2 separate regions of the Homo sapiens genome follow, and region 2 is linked to region 1. A link is an interaction called in ENCODE POLR2A ChIA-PET data of the cell type or tissue named here. Cell type or tissue: PC-9. All regions are shown on one strand.

Region 1 (2,500 bases):
GAGGGGCCTGGGTTTCTTGGGGGCAATTCAATTGTCCCCCACTGCCCGGCCCCCTCAGGGCCTGGCTAAGAACATGACGGGAAGGAATCTCACTGGCTGAGCCAATAAACCAGAGAGCCCTTTGGATGGACGGACAGACAAGCAGATGGGCAGCTGAATGTGTGGGGGCTGGGCGGTGGTGGTGGGCAGATCCTAATGGAAAGCGTGATGGGCTTGACAGCTAACCTGCGGCAATGAACGCCTAGGCACCTTCAGCTTGCCTGCACCGATCCCCACACTCACTCACTGGAGGAAGGCGCTGCCGTTAAGCCCATTTTTCTTTTCTTTCTTTCTCTTTCTGCCTTTTCTTTTCTTTCTTTTTTATTTTTATGTACTTATTTTTTGAGACAGGGTTTCCCTCTCGCCCAGGCTGGAGTGGAGTGGTGTGATCATAGCTCACTGCAGCCTCGACTTTCCAGGCTCAAGTGATCCCCCCACCTCAGCCTCCTGAGTAGCTAGGACTACAGGCACATGTCACCACGCCCAGCTACTTTTTTATATTTTATAGATACAAGGTTTCTCCATGTTGCCCAGGCTGGTCTTAAACTTCTGGGCTCAAGTGATCCTCTTGCCTCAGCCTCCCAAATGCTGGAATTACAGGCATGAGCCGCTCCATCCGGCCAAGCCCATGTTTCACATGGGAAATCTGCGGTTTAGAGAGGTTAAGGATTTTGCCCAATGTCACCCAGCCTGACTGACAGTGCGGGCACTGGGACTTGGCCTCTGCTGGCTGGGGTTGGGTATTTTGGGGGCATGGGGACCTCCTCACAGAGGGAGGAGCTCTGCCGACCCTGTGCTGGGGCCCTGGCAGGGGCTGGGGAAAGAGTCATCTCCATAGGGTTCACTTTTGGATACTTCTCAGCCCAACCCAGGCTGGCCTTGCCAGCGTCCCTTCCCCGCCCGAGGCCCACCCAGCGCCAGCGCCCGGTTCTCTTGCAGCGACTGGGCCCTAATGTCGCACGAGGGGCCTTCGCGAAGGCCAATGGTACTATCCCCTCAGCCCCTCTCCCACCCCCACCCCCTACCCCCTCAGGCTGTGGGGGGTCAGGGGTCGAGGCCCGCGCGGCGCGCACCTTCCAGGCGCATCCCCACCGTCAGGCATTTCTGGAAGCGGCAGAAGGGACAGCGCTTGCGCTGCGTCTTGTCGATCTTGCAGCTCTGGCTCTCGGTGCACGTGTAGTGCTTGTTGTTCTGCACCGTGCGCTTGAAGAAGCCCTGCGGGAGCTGAGAGTCAGCGAGGCCCCGCAGCGCCCGTCTGCCGCACCCCTGCCGCGCGCTCGCCGCTCACCTTGCAGCTCTCACACGTGAGCAGTCCGTAGTGGTAGCCGGACACCTTGTCCCCGCACACGGGGCACAGCTCGTCCAGGTCCTCGTCGTACGAATAGTCCATGCCCGCGGCGTCCGCCTGCGGAGGGACAGCGGGTCAGGGAGGGCCGGCGGAGACCGGCAGCCTGGGGTCCCCGCGGCCGCCGCCCCAGCCGCTGTCGCCGGCCCGTCGCGTAATCCCCTCTCTGTGCCCAGGCGCTGCCGCCGGCACCCACCGAGCGCCCCGCGCAGCGTCCCGGGGTGGGTCCGGTGCAGTCCCCGCGCCCGGCCTTCCCCTGCCAGGCCCCACGCTCCCGCCCCGTCCGGGGGGCTCCTCCCGCGCGGACCCCGTCGCGCCCGATCTGGGGCCCTCGGGTTCGATGCGCTTCGATTGGGATTCGTTTGTCTGAGAACAAAACCCCGATTCTGAGAAAAAGAGATGGGCTCAGCCGCGGGGAAGACGCCAGGGGACCCAGGAGCGCTGGGGCGCCCGGCCCGGGTGTTCTGGGAACCCGACAGAGACGAAGGAGGCAGAGACAGAGTCCGGGGGAGCCAGAGATGGGAAGAAACTCTGGCGAGAGACAACGACCGACGCCACCGGGCGCAGACACGAGGCCAGTCCGAGAGTGCCAGAGACACAGACACTGAGACGCCCAGCTAGAGAGAACCCGGCGGGGACGAGACACAGGGAGGGATGGAGAGAGACAGGGAGACAGAGAGAGAGAGAGAGAGAGAGAGAGACGAGAGAGAGAGAGAGAGAGAGAAACGAGGGGTGGGGGATTGGATCAGAGACTCGGAGAGACAGCGGAGGCCCGAAGAGAAAACCCAAGAGAGACTGACGCAGAGCCAGAGACACAACGATAGACGACAGACAGAGACGCCGAGACGAGAGGAGCCCCGGAGAGACGAGGCCGGGGAGCTACAGAAACACGGAGAGAAAACCTGGAGGCGGAAGCGCCCAGCCCGAGGGTCGGGGACAGGGGACGCGCGGAAACCTGCCGGGCAGGAGCCCAAGCGCCAAGGCGAGGCCCCGCAGGGTCGGACCCAGACGGGGGCCCGGGCCGCAGGAGGCGGAAAACGACGGCGCCGGGACCGAGAGCCCGAAAACGCAGAGCCGCCGGGACCCCCTCCCCGGGGGAGACAAAGCCGCAGCAGC
Region 2 (2,500 bases), 230 kb after region 1:
TCAGGTGATCCACCCGCCTCAGCCTCCCAAAGTGCTGGGATTACAGGCGTCAGCCACCACGCCTGGCTTCAAAGTACAATTTTTATTTTTGTTGGTTTCATGGAAGGATGGAGAACAAAGCAAGGAGACTGGTGTTAAACAGAAATTTTCAGCAAACCAACTTTCTATTAAACAGATAGATCCTGGCCACTGAATAATATCAGAAGAAAGCATAACTAGAAAAGACAGAGTGCCCTTCCTATAATTACAAATTAAAGTGAAATAAAATCTGAGAGTCAATAAAGTAAGGCTTATCAATGACACCTTAAGTTATTCACTTAAAAGTGTACACACACATCCTTTTCTTACCAAAGAATATTGGGTAACATTGAGAACTTACTAGTGCCTGGGTCAAGCTCTGCCAATTCATCCTGACAGAAACCTAAAGAGAAAACAATAGGAAAAAAAATTACAATTTGTGAATTACTTCAAGCTGACTCCAAATATGAAGTATCATACAGTTGGGGGGAAATCTATACTCAGAAGTCAATTTGGGTTTCAATCCTAGCTCTAACATTTAGCTACTACATATCCCTCTGAGCCTCCATTTCATCCCTTCAATATAAAAACAGATAATAGCATTTACCACAGAATTGTAATGAGGATTAAACAAGTTACCAAAATAAAATGCTTACCATAGGCCTTGCCACACAGTAGGAGCTCAATATACAACAGCACAAGTAATTATGAGTTATCATGGCAATGTCCGTTGGAATAAAAATTCACAGGAAAATTACAATTCATTTAATACCTGTCATATTCTATTTAACACTGCTAATTCTTTTCCAAAAGAAAGCAAAGTATGTAAAATATTAACAACAATATCAGACAGTGTAATATCATGTAAATTTTTCACAAATGCTGAAGAATTTTACCTACACAAACAAATGAAAGCAATTTTTCCATTAATAAGTATGCTATTCAGGTTGGAATAAATACCTCTCAGAGCACACTTCACATTTCATATGCTCAGACCCAAAAAGTATGAGCTATATTTGTCTGGCTGGTATATAACTAACACACTGGAGAGATAAATCAAGCACAAGGAATGGCAAACATAGTACGTCCTCTATACATCGTTGATGAAAGGTTTTGTTTTTCCTGAAATGGCTGCATACTTTCTTCTGTTTGCTTTCTACTCTTCCTCAGTTTAAATATTTCCTCAGAAAAGTTTTCTCTTGCCTCTTTCACCCTTGTCTCACACACAAGGTCAAATTCCTGTTTATAATTATCTCTAACACCTGTGCTTGCTTCTAGCACTCATCAACAAGGAACTACTTGTTCAGCGTCTGACCACAATGAGACTGTTCCATGAGGGCGGGGATCCGACCTGCCTTGTTTTACAGCTTTAACCCCATTACCTCTCACAAGCCTAGCACGGAGTAGCTGTTCAGTAAACAACTGTAGTATTTCACCAGTAAATTCAGAAATATCGGATCTTGGTGCCGGGTGCAGTGGCTCATGCCTGTAATCCCAGCACTCTGGGAGGCCAAAACGAGCTGATCACTTGAGGCCAGGAATTCAAGACCAGCCTGGCCAACAGGGTGAAACCCTGTCTCTATTAAAAATACAAAAATTAGCCAGGCATGATGGTGCTTGGCTGCAATCCCAGCTAATCGGGAGGCTGAGGCAGGAGAATCTTTCGAGTCTGGGAGGTGGAGGTTGCAGTGAGCCGAGATTGAACCATTGCACTCCAGCCTGGGCAACAGAGCGAGACGCTGTCTCAAAAAATAAAACAAAAAAAAGAAGCAAAATTAGGACTAGAGGGGTATGAAAGTAACTTCTGTCAAAACTGGGTGACCAAAAGCCAGACCAACAACTAGCCGTCATATGGGAGAAATGAGATTCATGCAGCAGGCCAACTGCTTAAACACTACGACTTTGTTTTTGTTTGATACGGAGTTTTGCTCTATCGCCCAGGCTAGAGTGCAGTGATGCAATCTCAGCTCACTGCAACCTCCGCGCCTCCTGGTTTCAAGCGATTCTCCTGCCTCAGTCTCCTGAGCAGCTGGGATTACAGGCACCTGCCACCATGCCCAGCTAATTTTTGTATTTCTAGTAGAGACAGGTTTCATCCTGTTGGCCAGGCTGGTCTCAAACTCCTGACCTCAAGTGATCTGACCACCTTCGCCTCCCAAAGTGCTGGGATTACAGAAAGCCCAGCTTAAACATCACAACTTTTAAAGTCCTTTGCAATTCTGGGCTGTTCTGACCACACCAAACATGCCACATTCTTTCTTGCCTTTCTGTGAGTCCTCCTCCTCCTCCATTTGGTAAAAATGACTCATCCTTTAAGATTCAGTTCCAATATCACAACAATGAAATATGGAAAACAAAAGAGGCCTCACCAGCATTCACCAAACAATAAAGGAATAGTTTAAATACCTGCTTCTTCCACTAGACAGTGAAATCTTCAAGGCTAGGGACTGACTGTGCCTTATCCATCTGCAGAGCTGCTTCT

What was found. Peaks named below come from ENCODE experiments on the same cell type or tissue, not always from the same donor. Only the 100,000 strongest peaks of a DNase experiment are listed, where the experiment ranks them.
Region 2: POLR2A ChIA-PET joins it to region 1 with 10 read pairs; 2 of 35 experiments call an interaction of 5 or more read pairs at or near these places.

What each region holds. Positions count from the first base shown.
Region 1 is chr9:124,501,967-124,504,466 of GRCh38, forward strand. It overlaps NR5A1 (nuclear receptor subfamily 5 group A member 1), which reads right to left. Exons shown (of 7, transcript NM_004959.5): 2 at 1,328-1,444; 3 at 1,113-1,254. The coding sequence starts at 1,429. Among named protein-coding and RNA genes, the nearest start is that of NR5A1, 4.2 kb to the right of the region's middle. RefSeq lists enhancers at 1,491-2,181, 1,502-2,500. In PC-9, no CTCF peak of the experiment used is centred here; no DNase peak of the experiment used is centred here.
Region 2 is chr9:124,732,929-124,735,428 of GRCh38, forward strand. It overlaps NR6A1 (nuclear receptor subfamily 6 group A member 1), which reads right to left. Exons shown (of 10, transcript NM_033334.4): 2 at 380-421. Among named protein-coding and RNA genes, the nearest start is that of NR6A1, 37 kb to the right of the region's middle. RefSeq lists an enhancer at 1,790-2,321. In PC-9, no CTCF peak of the experiment used is centred here; DNase peaks (open chromatin) are centred at 1,333 and 2,333; H3K4me3 peaks cover 383 bases; H3K27ac peaks cover 2,447 bases.